Linked DNA regions of Mus musculus: region 2 is linked to region 1. The links are chromatin loops, found by intact Hi-C in ENCODE. Cell type or tissue: left cerebral cortex. All regions are shown on one strand.

Evidence for each region. Peaks named below come from ENCODE experiments on the same cell type or tissue, not always from the same donor. Only the 100,000 strongest peaks of a DNase experiment are listed, where the experiment ranks them.
Region 2: a loop joins it to region 1, with 16 times the contacts of the local background. A loop is called at or near these places in 3 of 42 quality-filtered maps.

What each region holds. Positions count from the first base shown.
Region 1 is chr17:11,381,742-11,389,741 of GRCm38, reverse strand. All of the region lies in intron 4 of Prkn (parkin RBR E3 ubiquitin protein ligase), which reads right to left. Among named protein-coding and RNA genes, the nearest start is that of Gm41526, 250 kb to the right of the region's middle. In left cerebral cortex, no CTCF peak of the experiment used is centred here; DNase peaks (open chromatin) are centred at 4,309 and 5,987; H3K27ac peaks cover 2,501 bases.
Region 2 is chr17:11,614,445-11,622,444 of GRCm38, reverse strand. The region is part of intron 6 of Prkn (parkin RBR E3 ubiquitin protein ligase); the gene reads right to left. Among named protein-coding and RNA genes, the nearest start is that of Gm41525, 46 kb to the left of the region's middle. In left cerebral cortex, a CTCF peak has its summit at 751; DNase peaks (open chromatin) are centred at 2,567, 3,100, 3,335, 4,728 and 3 more places; H3K27ac peaks cover 3,668 bases.

The DNA.
Region 1 (8,000 bases):
CCCACCTAAGTCCCAAATCTTATGAGCAGCAGTTGGGATGATGGGCTTCTTGTCAGACTGCTTGTCTAAAGCACACAAGGGAATTACTATTTTTTTAAATCAAAGCCCTCGATCAATTTTTCTCCAATTGTTTCATGGGCTACATCTGACCCAAAGCACATGCGATGGCAGGCTGAGATGACATGTGCCTACTGGTTACAGAAAACCAAAGAAAATAGAACACACTCAACCAGACATATATCAAGGCAGGCAAGGATGAATGTTGCTCTCTGTAAAAATAATTTCAAAGGTTTTCTCCAACAAAGTTGTTGATGGACGAAAGCAGGGAAAGCATTCTTTCTTCTTACACCATTTCCCTTGGGACAGAGTGAAGCTATATGCGATGTTTAGTAGTAACCGTCAGCATGATAGAATCCAAAATCCCATGGAAGAAGAGCTTCTGGACTTGTTTATCTGGGAAGTGGTCTTGATTAAGTTGACTAATGTGGGTGGCACCATTCCCTAGGCACAGGGTCCTGAACTGTATAAGAATGGATAAAGAGAGTTGAGCACCCTGTATTTATATTTATTGTTCCCTTCTTCTGAATGTGGATGTAATAAGACCAACTGCCTCATGATCCTTCTGTCTTGACCACCTACCATGATGAAATGAACCCTTTTTTTCCCTTGCATTGCTTTGTCAAAGCATATTTTAATCATGACAACTGTAAAAGAAATCAGTGTGTTGCTATTAGAAAATATGGGTAGATATTGCTCCAAGGCATGGCAGGATATGTCAGTCTTCCTGTAGAGAGATGATATCCACAGGGCATGAAGTCTCAGGACTTCGGGACCAGCGCCAAGAAGGATGGGCTGAGCTGTCAGGTATTTGTATATTTTCTCTCAGCTCCAAACTCAGCATAATGCTATGGGTCCAGATCTCCAAACTGCTTTACCAGGAATGCTTTGCCAGCTAGATGAGGAGAAGCCTGGGCATTTGGGAAGCACAAGTTCAGAATGTAGGAGCAGGTGAATAGAAACTTCACAGCTCCCGTCTGTTTGTGGTGTATAGCAGACAGCAGCATCTCCACAGCAGTACCCCAGTGGGGCCACTTTGTACCAGAAGCAGCTACTGTTTCTGCTTTTAGATTCTGCTGACACCTCCAGAACCAGTTCCCCTTGTCCCTCTAAGGAGCCAGTACCAAGGATTGGGTCCTCGAGCACCGAGGTAGAGATGCCAATGGAGCTGATTTTTCTGCCAGGGAAAAGATCATGGAGATTAGAAAGCTGAAAGTCAGCCTTGTCTGAATCTATATAAACATTCACTTCATGTCCCAGGGTCTGGTGTCTTGCTAATCAACGCTCTAACCACCACACTAAATACTTGAAGCTCTGGATGTAGCTACAGTTCTGTCACCTCTCCTGCTTCCATAACATTTCCAAAACTCAGTTCTATAACTGTAAGAAAAAAAGAAAGAAAGAAAAGGGAACATCCTTTCATCTTGTAGGATGAATTTTTTTAAAGGTGTATGTTGTTACTGTTGTTGTTTTTTAAAGTTATTCTGGGGTTCTGCTTCTCTTTCTCTGAGCTTCCCAGCCTTTCAGTCCTGGAGCCCCGTTGCCACCATTCTTACCGCCATAGGCAAAGCCTGCAGGGACATTTTTGTACAAAGCACTTGTTTCTTTCAGCATTTCTCTGTGCCATTCATGGTAGAGATTGTTCCGTGTCTTTTCCCGAATGTCTGGTTCCATCCAATAGGATGATCATGAGACAGAACAAGAGATGCATATACTTCTGCCAAGGATGGTTGTTTGTGAAGTGAAGTCGGCTTGTTGTTCCAAAGCATTATCTTGGTCACTGGAGGGAATGCTGTGTTAGTAAGGTTACAAACATATAGAACAAGTACGTTGTGAAGCTCATTATGTGTTAATTGGGCTAATCAATATGTGCTAATAAAGCTTCAGAAACTAAAAGTACTTCCAGATTCAGGGTTAAAAAAAAAAAAAAAAAAAAAAAAAAGGTTATAAACAGATGTGGACCCAAACTGATTTTACAGTAGTTCCAGAAAAGTGTGAGTTGGTTACTTCTGCAGTTCCTGAATATGGTAACTAGAGTGAATCTAGTTAGCCACTGCCAGCATTATCACAGATCTTTCTGTTATTTGGAGACAGAAACACTAAGGCAGAGATGAAAAGAAGCTCTTGAAATACCTCCTCCCCTACTCTCAAAGTGGATCACCTTAGTACCCAGAAAGTAGAGCCAAAATTAAGAAAAAAAAAAAAAAACAAACTGAGATGCTCTGCTGCCATTTTGGAGTCTTGTTACAATGAAGGAAAAAACATATGGGTGGCAGGCACATTGGTCTCAGTTACTGAGAGAAATTGGATGGCTATTGTACAATGATCTCAGAGAAAAGGGGATTTGGATATACTTAGCTTTTCAGTGGGGATACCTCTTGGTATTGTATTGGCAGATATTGCTCCCTGTCTTTTCCCAAACGTCTGGGTAATCAAATAATCCTATGTCCAATAATCAAAATTAATGCAACTGTGAGAAACAAAGCCTAGATGACAGAATATTTGGAGCCTTTGAGAATTAAAATTTAGACCACCCTGTCTAAGGACAAAGGGAAAATAAAACATAACACATAGTTCCAGTCTTTACAAAGGGAGATGCTGGCGAGGAAGGAGGAGACAGAATGAGAACCACTAGGCAAGACCTAACCCTCATCCCTGCTAAGGTTTAAATGCAGCACAAATACGCATGTGCACCATGCACAACTTATTCTTTCCTTACTTCCCATACTTCTCTTTTGTGTGTGCTATGGTCAGTTTTAAAATTTAACGTGTTCTTTGGGATCTATGATGTTCTCGTCCTACTAAAGATAAACTAATAGTAATGACTCTCGGAGATGGATGGCATGCAGAATCATTGGGAGATAGGCCCCATTTTATAAAAGATGGCAAGACAATTGCTGCGAGCATGATTAGTTCTTACTAGGAGTAAAATACTTACTGTTGGGAAAGGAGAACTCAAACACACATATGTGTAATTCATACAGCTTAGCTTCCTATACCCAAATCCAGGGTCTCAATTCTACTCTTCGATGATTTGGTCAGGGTTTACCATCAAATTATTCAACCTGCTAAATCAACTAATTTTTCAACTAGATTAGATTGTTTCAAAAGGATATACTTAAGGGAGGCTAGAAACCCTGCATGGGGGAGGGGGTTGACATATTCTTCTTTCCACTTGGTAGATATCTATAGACATCGACACAACAGCAACTGTTCCACGGAAGAGCAAAACTCCCTCCTAGATTTGTCTCTTCCTTCAGCCTCTAGATTTGGAACCAAGATAAATAACTTCCTCGTGTTCTTGGAGTGGTCTAAACCTCAGATCCAAGAATTTTCACCAGAGAGCCCCCAGGCTCTCCCATTTGTGCCCTGACACCAAGAGGTGGTTGGGCCTCGGCCTTACCATCTGGTTCCTTGTTGCTTTGGGTTTTCCTTTTCATGTTCTAAAACTACACAACCATTCCCTATCTTAAGATCCCTGTGTGAAAAGCCACTGGGCTTTCTCTTCTCCAACTGAGAATGGAACACAAGAGGATTCAAACTTGAGAGTTCCACATACCACCCTAAGTACTATGCGGTAAAAAGGCTACGCCTGGGGTCAACAACAGTGGGCATTAAGTCAGAATCTGGGTTTTGAAGTGTAAGAAAATGAAGAAGTACAAGATAACTCCATTTATTTTTCTGGTGGATGGACACGAAAGGGTGCATTCATGGGTGTGGATGTGAGGTATGTCAAATGGCTATGTTTGGGGAACATACAAGCCTAAATTATCACATAAGCAACTTGCCTTGTATGTAAGAAGATGGTAATGGGCTAAAAGTGAAGATTTGAGACTGAGCTTCAGATAAATCTATTTAACTCTAACACAGCATGAGACAATGAGACAGAAAAGGCTAGAGAGGACACAGATGGGGCCAAGGAACAACATCAAAGAAGAGCTATTTTTAGGAGCCAGGAGGATGGTGTGTGTGTGTGTGTGTGTGTGTGTGTGTGTGTGTGTGTGTGTAACAAAGAAGAATCTGTCAAAAAGAAGGAAATTTCAAGAATGAGTCTCAATACTGGCTGCAAGGCAGAGGAGTGTAGGAAGTGGGTCCTGGAGGAACAAAGGGCCATCTCTGTCAATGCCTCCAAGGGCTGCTCAGCTTGCACCAAGTACAGTGATTATAGAGTGAGTAACTCTCCAAAAATACCATCTTCTAAACTGCCAGCTGTCCTGTGGGAATGGGACACGTCATCTCTAGTTCTGACTTAATAAGGACACCAACAGTCTGCAAGCAGAAATAGGAAGCACGCTGCCAAAATCGTGCCACACATCGCTAAGCCCAGCAGTCAAGATGGCCCATGCAAGCTTCATGCTTCAGACCCAGTGCTCTGGGAAAGGCTGCAGGAGGCCCTTCCCTCAGCACCTCAGCTCAGAAGCAGGTGAGCAGCTTGGCTGCTCCTACGGAGCATAGCTTCGCATCTATCCTCTCTTCACCACTTCTTCTTCTTCTTCTTCTTCTTCTTCTTCTTCTTCTTCTTCTTCTTCTTCTTCTTCTTCTTCTTCTTCTTCTTCTTCTTCTTCTTCTCCTCCTCCTCCTCCTCCTCCTCCTCTTCCTTTTTTTCTTCTCTTCCTCCTCTTCCTCCTCTTCCTCCTCTTCCTCCTCTTCCTCCTCTTCCTCCTCCTCCTCCTCCTCCTCCTCTTCCTCCTCTTCCTCCTCTTCCTCCTCCTCCTCCTCCTCCTCCTCCTCCTCCTCCTCCTCCTCCTCCTCTTCTTCTTCTTCTTCTTCTTCTTTTTGGTTTTTCGAGACAGGGTTTCTCTTTAGAGTCCTGGCTGTCCTGGAACTCACTTTGTAGACCAGGCTGGCCTCGAACTCCACCCACCTCTGCCTCCCGAGTGCTGAGATTAAAGGTGTGCGCCACCACCGCCCAGCCTCTCTTCACTTCTTGCTGGCACGGTACGCAGATGTACTTGGCTGCAACATGGAAATATTATCATAGGTTCCGTAGCTAGCAACAATATTTTTTCCTACAAAAGGCTTAAGATGAAGTGATTATCACAATTTCAGTGTCAGGGATTCTTCTAGTGAGAGTTGGAAGATAGGATTAGGAAACAATTAAGAGGCATCTGCGGAAAACGGCTAGCATCCATTTTGCTCTGCTCCTCTCATTTAACCATGCATGTACACAGCTCACCATTAGACACATGAAAGTCAGAGTCATTATAGAATGCCTTTTCTACTTCCACCTGGAGACCATGGTCAAGGCTTATGATGATCAGATGATCGAGCTGAGATTGGTGACATATGTTCATAATCCCAGCACTCAGAAGTGGAGACACAAAGATAGCCAGTGTGAAGACTGCCTGAGGGAGAGTGAGTCTACAAACAGACACACGACTCATATGTTCACATACATGGTGGGGGAGGAGATGGAGGAAGAAGGAGATGGAGAGGGAAGAGATGGAGAGGGATGAGACAGAGAGAGACACACAGAGAATATCAAATGACCGAGTGGAATAGAATGGGTGTTCATTCCAATCTCTCAAGAGAGAATACAGAGCAAGCAGTCTATGTAGCTACTGAATGAAGGTATGACTGAATGTAGTACACAGTAGCCAGGAGGCATGCCATGTGTGATGTGATGTGATGTGATGTGATGTGATGTGATGTGATGTGATGTGATGTGATGTGATGTACATACATCCTAAGTGTATGTCTCTTTTACAGTTAGAGAATGATTTGCTGTATTTAAATCCTGGAGAGCGCTTTCAGAGGCAACACCCACTAGAGGGTCTTGCGAGAAGCAGATGCCTTGTTGCTAGAAGTGCTTCTCCTGTGAGCATCCACAGAGGCAGGGCTGTCCATCTGCCACCCCTCCCTCGTCCCACCATACTTCGTAAAGATGGAAATAAACTGATTAACATAGCATATGTCTAAATGCACAATAAGAGACAGTGGTAGACACAGCAGCTCTGCCAGACACTTATCTTCTATACAGAAGCAAACCCCATGGCATGGGCTTCTTGTCCTCATTCTGTGATGGGAGGCAGCACAGTGAAGAGAGCTGCCTGTGCGTGGGCTGCAGGGGTGTCTCCGCAGCATTGGATGACTCCCGAGTGATGACACCAAGATTCTTGCTCAGGGCCATGCATGAAGAACGACAAATGGCTTTAGAACTCATGGAATGCAGTCCATGGGTTACCATAACCACATGGGTGTGCCTCAGTGTAGCATGACCTGGAGGACTGTGCTCTTATGGAGTTCTGCTCTGCTTGCTACCATCACATCCCTCTTAATCTAAGGACTATATGAAAACTTTAAGGGGGCTTCAAGTCACTCACTGGACAGTACTTCTGGCATTCACCATGCTCATGCTTGGTTTCTTTCAGGCATCTCTCCTGGAGCAGTTTAATGATTCTATTACCACCCTAGAGAAGAACTTAGAGACATAGATTACCAAAAATGACTACCACCCTTAGAAAATGTTTGGGAAAATAAAGTTAGGGAACCAAGGTTGAGGTGTTTTTACTACTGTCTTTGATGTAGAAAATCTTAGGATACAACCTGAAGTTAAAAAAGGCACACTCTTATTAGTTAAACTCGGGAACTTTTGTTGTTCAGAGAACAAAACAATGGCAGCCCTGGCTGACGTGATTCTCACTGAGGCTGGGCTGCTGCTGATTGATTTCTTACACCCATATTTGCCCTCACCTTCCTGATATGATTCATAGAGAAATGATGATGAATAGATATGCAATTTGAGGACTTAAGGTAGATATGACTGATTTTTAGGTAAAAGTTAAGATTCTTACAAGATTACTTTTAAAGATAAACAATAAAATGCTGCCTTCCAGTAAGAGAAACTGGCTGAGAAAACTCCCTTGCTTGCTTACACTTTGTTAATCCACAACGAGTTGCTTAATTATGAATTTATATGGGTTTTTCAGAATAATTTGTTTTCTTTACTTGTAGTATGTAATGTTATATCTTATAAAGTTATTGAAAAACATTATTTTTTCATAATAATTCACTAGAAGAAAACTAAACTATAATCACATTGCAATTGTGTACTGCTTGAAAGATTTTGCTTGGACATATAAACTATAGAAGAAAGATCAAAGTAGGGTAATAGTATATATAGTATGGTATGGTATGATATGGTATGGTATAGTATGGTATAGTGTGGTGTGGTGTGGTGTAGTGTGGTGTGGTGTGGTTGTCTTTCCCATCCATCAACTATGTATGTATACACAAAGTTTGTGCAAATGGAGGTTGGAACATTGTGCCTTCCATGTATCAACTGTGTATATTTATGTATGCATGTGTGGAATACTTAAGAGCTGCTTGTAGGAGCTTTGCTCTAACCATTCTACATGTGACTATGTATGTCTGTCTGTAGGCCTGTATACATGTATGTATATATGTGTGTGTATGAAGTTATTGAACTCTGTCTTTTGTTTCATCCAGTGTTTGTGTATGTGTGTGTGTGCACGTGTGAGTGTGCATGTGCATATGCTTGCACATGTGCACACTTTATGGGGTTTATGAATTTTCTCTCTTTCCTTCTCTTTCTCACCAGTTCCAAGGAGTTAAAAGAGTTCATAGTTTTTCCACTAGTCACAAAGAGTGCAGCCCCAGTAAATTAAGCTTTGTTCCCTCAGGAAAAAAAAAAGTCTGCTGAGTAATTTCTCTAATCGCTGGCTGCCTTTGAAAAGCAGCAGCCCCTGTAGGTATCTTGATCCACCCTGTCAGTGGCTCTAAGCACTGAACCTTAACAGCTGCCTGCCTCAGTTTACCTGCCACATGAATGCTAAAGCCAGAGTCATTGGCAGATTCTGCAAGACAGGCTGGTCCTCAAAGGTTCTCAGCCATCAACTGCAAAAATTAGGTCTGATTGGTTTGGGGTGACCTTACAGTGTTTCTTCACTTAAATTATCTGTATGCTGTAAAGGATTAAATTA
Region 2 (8,000 bases), 230 kb before region 1:
GTGGTTCACATCTTGAGTTGGGCTCCTAGGGGAACTCTTAGGGCACTCAGGTTAGATTTCTCCACTCTCTGAAACAGATATCTATAGTCTTGGCTTGAGACTTTAATTTTTTTGCACACACACACTTGCATGCACATGGACACACAAGTGTACACTCGTGGAGAACATATCAAGTCCTCAGTGTTCTATTTTGTTGTAATTCCTGCTTTGGTTTGTTCAGGAGTCTGGGGCAGAAGATTTGATTATTTCTGTCTTGGAAATGTGGCCCCAGTGCATTGAAAGAAGATTATCCTGAAATCACATCAGTGGCTCCTTCCATTCCCACATCATCACTTATGGAGAAAAAGAACAGGAAGAGAATTGATGGGCTCTGTGTGTCCACAAACATCTCCACTCACCTTCCTCACCCGCATCCTTCCTAAGAGGGTCTAATCTGTGGGCAGTTGGTGGCATAGCTCCCTGGCCTGGGCACCACAGGTTTTCCAAGCTCAGTGCTCAGAGTATGTGGAAGCAATGGGACAGTGAATCTTCACTCTTCCTGTCCACCCTGATCCCCATCCTAATATGGGTAATGCATTGGGAGTCTTGTTGACAGAAATGTAAGAGAAAGTGGGAGAAACTGAGCATCTTAACCCACTTTCAAGCTGTGCTTACTCAGTGGGAAGATTACAAGAGAGTAAGAAAAACTATCTTCTCCCAGACAAACTGAATTCATGGTGTGCCAACTTCCAGGAAACTAACTAGATGGCGCTGTGGAGCCCACAGGCAAGGGTTTAGTTATTGCACACTAATAAACTCGGGAGACTCAGATGCTGGATAAAGAGGGGTGTGTAAGGCCCTGTAATAACACAGAAGGGCATGGTGAGCTGGTGGATGTGGGTGTGCATGCTGTAATGCGATTTGATGAACACTCTTCTTAGAATTAGAGGATGTTCAATGAATGAGCATTTATCTCTGTCATTTCATCGGTGCCCCCAGCTAGCTGGTGATATGTTCGTGAAAACCCACATCATTCACTTAGGGTTACCCACATCATTCACTTAGGGGTCCAGTCTTAGGGGTCGTATGGACAGTGTTATAAATGGAGGTTTCACCTCAGCGTCCTTGATTGTTTCTTCAAACCGTGAAGGATGACAAGCATCAGTAAATCACTGACGTACAGATGGGAGACCTCTAAGAATAATGTGCATCCAAGTGACAACGGGACAGACTCACAGCACAGTTAGACTCACATGTCTCATACCCCTACAGACAGTTCCCAAGTTAAGTTCCAAGAGTTGGGAGTGTTTGAGAATCTACACTGAAGGAAACATTGAAATAAACTTCTGAATTATAAATGCTTTGGGAACATGTACTTATCATAATGTTAGTAAAATAATTAATAGAATACCGCACACAGAGAGATGTCTGGTTCCCCGGTAGTCAAACTGCTGCTTCTGCCCTCCCACATATGCCTGGTGCTGAGTGACATTCGTCAAATCATTGTGAGTCATTGTGTGTATTTAAGGGCTGGAAATTGGATACTTACTTTGGCTTTATATCATTCTTTCTTTTCTTCCTGTGTGTGTGTGCAGTTCCTCTAGTCTTCAGATGTGTAAGTCACAGAGGATGGGATTCTCATGAACTCCTTGACAGATGGAGCCTCATTTTGGGTAAGAGCTTATGCAATATCATGATGTACACAGACCCGAACATACTACATGCACCTTTTCTTTTCCCAACTGCAGTTACTTGAAATAGAATCTACCAGTAGTCCTGCATATGCTCAAAGAACAGAGACCTGCAGCAGCACTACAGTGAGTGTGTGATGGCAAAGCTCCACACTGCAGTGAGGAGCCCACCACCCAGGGCTGTGAGGAAACACTCTTCCCCCTCCCCACTCCTCACACCCAGGCTGCTGTGACGAACTCCTTACCAAGCTTCTATAAGTAATAGCCAACGCTTACTCCCATGAGGACCCACTCATTCTTCTCATTTCCGTAAGGAACCCCAATACATGCTTTGCTTCAACAAGCTAGACTTGGGTGGCATGGTTTCTGTTGTCCTCTATGTGCAGTCCAGCAGGGACTGTCTGTCCTCTTGTCTGCCTTGCAAGCTTGAGTGAACTGTCATAGGCTCAGTGGGATTTTGTCTCTGTAGCCTTTGCAAAAAACTTGGGTGCTCCTGCCTGGCATGTGGGGTGTCAATCTCCCAGGAGCACATAGTTACCAGACAGCAAGGATAGCTCCTTTCCAAGAAGGGAACCTAGTGGAGTCTTTTCCTTTGCACATTCCCCTCAATGCGTGCCACACAAATGCCCTGCTAAGAGGACAGCTGTGCTTCTTTCATTCCCACCCCCGCCCCCCAAGCTGCAGCCTGCAGGAATGCAGCAGATTGCTTATCATTTCTTCTGGCTTTAATTCCTCTTTATTTTTCACCCTAGCCACCCTGGGCTTTCAGTTCCCAAACAGTGTCAGCACTATTCATTCTAGCCTAAGGCTCTGCTCCCCAGAGCACTCTGGGTAAAGTGTGAGCCAATTGATTGATGTAAACGCTTTCTGGTGATCTATGAGCGAGGAGGCACCTGAAACCAAAGTTGTTATCATTGTCATGGTGTCTACTTCAAAACATGGTGGTGCTGAGTGACCTGTGGCACCGCTCTGAAACTCAATACAAGGAGTTAAGAGAAAAATCAATGGAAATGTGTTAAATGGTAGCAAAAATCATATTTCAAGTGGAGTTCAAAAGAAGAGAAAACCAAATTAAAATAAGATTTTTAACTTGGAAAATGAAAATCTAAAAATTGACTCTGTTTAGATAAGGCAAATGTGGGTGAGGCTGTGGAGAACACACGGCATATGCATGTATTTAAATAAATGAAGACTTGCACACACTGAGAGTGCAGGGGGAAAACTAAGGCAATTCTGTTCATTCTTGCGGAAAACCCATTACTGTACAAATTCGAGAGTGAAGGCTCCTAACAGTTCAATTTGTGGGTGTCTGCACCCATGTTTTGCTCACTGCCATTTTTCTTCCATGAAATGTGATTGCCACCCTGTCTCAGATGTGGCAAGTCTCAGCGTTCCACCCAGTCAGTTCTAGACAGATGGCCACAACACACATTTTCCAATCATGCCCAGACCAAGATTGAATCTGGCAGAAGCCTTAACTCATAACTTCCATTCCCAAAGACACTAAACATATTTGCTTGGTAGCCTTTCTGACAGCATCCATTAAACACAGAGGCATGTAGGGATGGATGCGTGGAGCAGGGTGGGAAGAGAAAGTCATGCTGGGATGCATGACTGGAAGAGGACACTCCAAACGGGAAGACTTCTGCTCCACTCTCACCTGCAACCCCTCTCGTGAGCCTGTGTGAGTGGCAGAGTGCCACCTTGCTTTCACTTGGAGTGCAGTGATATGACTCACGCAGTGAGCTGCTTTCGGTGATGCTCTGACAAAAAAATCCTTAAGCAAGGAAGGGTTCTCTTGGATCACAGTTGGAGGGGCAGTCCATCCTGGTGGAGCCAGAGTGGTGGCAGGAACATGGGGCATCCAGTTACATTATATACTCAGGATGCAGGGAGTGATAAATGTTGGTCCTCAGCCAGCTTTTCCTTTTCATCCATCTTGGGATGTCCTCCATCCTCCACCATGGAAGGATTAGGATTCTCTTCACACCAAGGATGCGTTTTCCTACCTCAATTAGTCCAATCAAGACGTGCCCAGAGGTTTGTTTCCATAGTGACGCTAAATTACATCAATCTGATAATCAAGGTTGAGCATCACACCCACCGAGATGGGAATGCAGCCTGCAGCAGGGTGTAGGCCTGATGCATGCAGCTTATGAGGAGGGGTCTGCGGACAAGAAGTAAGTTGGGATGGTTACCACATGGATATTGTGGCCACAACACGCTGGCAGCCTGACTAATGGATGTTCTGTGGCTGAACTGTTTCCATCTGAAATAATAACTCCCCAGCTCCAGAAAGAGGAGGGCCCTTAACACCCCTGCAACTCTTCTCACATCTTATCATTATGATGCAATGGAAAGGGGGCCAGTTATCTCAAGAGCAACATGCAAACAACATTGTTTTCAAGGTGCTTTAGAATAAGGAAAAGGGGTTCCCCCAATGGGCCAGCACTAGGTAAGGAGCATGAGAATGGAGGGACCTGCTTTGACTATGCTGGTAATCTGTTGACTGCCATCACAAGCTCCTCGTTGCCCTTCACAGCCATGGGGGCAGGCTGCTGTTCCTTACCTCGTCTTCTAGGGTCACAAAGAGTCATTCCTACGTGAGTTGTAGGAACCTGTTCTTGTCTCTAGGTTTATTGAGATCAAGGCATGACATCTGTCCACAGACTCATTTGTACCACGGCAGTGTCTTTATCTTACTAGCGGCAAAGTCTCATGGGGACACTGACTCTTGAACCAAGCCATTTTCTTCTATTACTTTCATCTTTTAAGAAGTATTTATTATACATATTCTCTTTTGTTATGTTTAAGGTCGGTAAATAAAAATAGTATCAGTTTATGATGATATGCAATATGACATTTTGAGCTGTGTAGATACTGTGGAACTGCTGAATCAAGTTAATTAGCATATTCATGACCTACCGTAGTTTTTATCTCCATTTATGGCAAAGAGACTTAAAATCTGTTCCCTTACCAGCCTTCCAGCATGTCCTATTTTTAGTAAGTATAGTCACCATGTTATATGACAGAGCTCTTGAAGTTATTATTCCTGTCTAATTCACATGTCATATGTGCTCTGATCCTTACCCTCTGGTTGCCCTGCTTCTCCAGATGAGCATGTCTTTTTACAGAGTCCACATGTTTAAGTGAGCCCTCGCAGTATTTCCTTTGCTATGCCTGGATTATCTCTCCAAGGTTACCTGTGTTCCTATAAATTACAGGGCCACTGCTTCCTATGTCTAAACTATTTAAACATAGTTTCCTGTTGTGTATATGGAGCACATTTCCCCCACTTTAAACATCCATCCATGGGGACTTAGGTTCATTCTGACTATTGTAAGACCGCAATAATCATGGGATATCAAATGTCAATCATAGGCATGTGTCTGCTGTCTGCAGCATAAATGCGGTCTCTGTTCTTGCTTTGCCCACAGACTCCTAATGGTATCTAGCACATTAAAGAGATCAAAGAAAAGCAGCCTGGGAAATCCTGACAAAGTTACCAAAGCCTGCTGTGACTGTGCTCCCAGGCTACAGCAAAGCCAGACACTGGCTAGTCTCGGGGACCCAGTTCATTCACTTTACAAAGACTCTCTAACAACAGAAAACATTGGCTCTGTATAGTAGTGACAGTATGGTACTGACATTCTAGAGACAGAGATGCTAATAGGCTGAATCCATGAGTTCGGCCTCCTGTGTACCCAGCTTTAACCAGGAGATATAAATGGCTACAGAAACATACAAGTAGCCATTAACTTCCACTCACAGCCTCAGTACCAGATACAGTGGAATAGACAGAAAAGCTTCACTCAGATATATTTCTAAGTACCTGTGACACGGTGGGTGATTACAGATGATCTGCTCCCTCCTTACTTTGGCAAAATGACAGTGACAGAGGGAAGGATTACCACTCTCTTGCACTGGGCCTGGGCACCCGCCTCGCTGTAGGCTACTGGTACGGAAGTCCCAGGGTCCACCGGGGTTCCTGCTCTTCAGAACACCAGTGCATTTCTGCTCTTGAGTTTTGGGGACTTCTGCTGTCTAGCTTGTGTGTGGCAAATTTAAGTAGAAATGAAGTTGAAAGTGGGTTGACTGTCTTAATCATGGCTTGTAGGTGATGCAACTAGCCTGGTGCCTTGCTGAGAACTTTGAAGCGATGGGTCAAGGCAAGGAGACATCAGGTGTGGGAGAACAGTTGGAGGGAGGAAAAGAAGAGGGGAAGGGATTGGAGGAGGCGGTTCCCATCAAGGCTCTCTCTCAGCCCAGCCTAGATCTACAGCTGTCCCTGGTCAGTGCTTCCTCTGGGAAGGTTTCTGGTCACAACACTGTCAATAGTACATTCCAAGAACACACCTGGGAACTACATCAAAGCATTTATTGCACCCCAGTAGGCAGCCATTGGCCTGGAATCCTTAGCCATGTTCACACATGGCTGAGCTTTCTGCTGTGTAGGACTTTCTGGTCCAATATCTCAAGTAGAAAAAAAAAAAAGGCTCCCATGCTCAGGACATTACCTACCGATGCCATCCCTACCCCACTGTCTGTTGGAAGTTTAATGAGATGAGTGCCTTAGATTACACAATGTTGGCTAAAAAATTAGTTCCTAGACAATCCAGAGTCTACCTGAAATGTTGGTGAGGGCAGAGGCCTTTTCTGCTGCAGAAGTTTTATAGTGTTGAGTTATTTGCCTCAGGTCAGTGTCCCCAAATTTAATTTCAGAGTTTTTTAGATTTTTAAAGTTAGGGCAACCCTTTACTGCATTTAAAATCAAAGATTAAAACCAAAAGAAAACAACAACAAAAACAGTTGTATGGGGTGTAACATAATTTTTTTTTTAAACAAGTGCTTTATGGAGAAAAAAATAGCCATAAGAGAAAATGGCTGCTTTTTGTGCACTGAAGGATCAATTCCTGAGAGTAGGAGAATTTGACTTTCAAAGGCACACACTTTACCTTGTGGTGTCTGTATTCACAAAGCGACATCCTCACATATGCCATCCTGGAGTAGGGGGTCTCACCCACAGCAGTTGGGATGGCATAATCCCATAATCCCTTGCTCTGCACATCCAGAAATCCGAAGGATGGACAGTAGCATCCTTGCTCCCAACCGGCTAGGCAGAATCCCTCCAGTAGTAGTCGTAGTCGTAGTCGTAGTCGTAGTCGTAGTCGTAGTCGTAGTCGTAGTCGTAGTCGTAGTAAGAGAGAGAGAAAGAGAGAGAGAGAGAGAGAGAGAGAGAGAGAGAGAGAGAGAGAGAGAGAGAGAGAGAGAGAGCAAAATGTGTGAATGAACTGGTGAGGAGTGAGTGGTGGAGAGTGAAGTGTCTGCCTGTGTCCCTCCTTCCATGCACAGGGCATTGCCACTGCCGTCTTCACCCCACTGTCTGCTGGAAGTTTAATGAGATGAGTGCCTTAGATCACAGAGTGTTGGCTAGAAATCAGTTCCTAGACAATTCAGAGTCTATCAAGTACTAGTAAGTCATTGAACTGACGAACCACGGGATGAATGAGAAGAAGCCCCCCATACCAACCTGGAACCAACCCCCCTACAATACCAACCCCTTTCCTAAAGCCAGGAAGCCCAAGAGGCCATCAGAGCATCAGAAGGAGTTTGAGGGCCAAGAGGCCTGCATCCTTCCTGGGGTCTCTGGTCAATGTTTCCCCAAGTTCTGAAGGGCATGGCACTGTGGACACAGCCCTGTGTGCAGCCAGTGACTTTCCTGCTGTAAGAAAGTTTTTTAGAAGTAAGCTGCTGCCTAATAACTTTCAGAATGGCCCATTTACAGAAGGGAAGTGAGGCGTGCACAAAGAGGCAGGTTGTTAGGAGCATAGGGTGCCAATCCCTGTGCAGAAGAAGCAGGGGAGGAGGTTGGTACTGATTCATATCAATATGGAGCCTGCAGCTAATCTAGCTTCCAGCACCCCCAATTTGCAACCTCAATCTCAACATACACTTGTCCCTGTGCTAATTCTACCAGGATTCCCTCTGGAAAGCAGGCTGCTGGGGTCATCTCTGGTTCTTGGGTGGTAGGTAGTGATGATGTCATCGGGATAACATCCTATGGTGACTGACCCAGAGATTCAAAGGCAAGCCAGAGGCCTGGTACTATGGTTGTGCTCTCTGCTGGTACCAGAGGAGCAGGGACTGAGGTGTGATGGAAGGAGACAGACATCTAAAGCCCTAGTTCTGTCAGGAGCCTTTTGGATTCCTTCCAGAAAATTCCACTAGATTTTTTTAATATGAGAAATATGCTTTATAGCAATTTTAACCTTTGGCATTGTAGTGAGTCATTATTTATTTTTGAGGCAGGCCTTTGAGTCCACAGGTAAG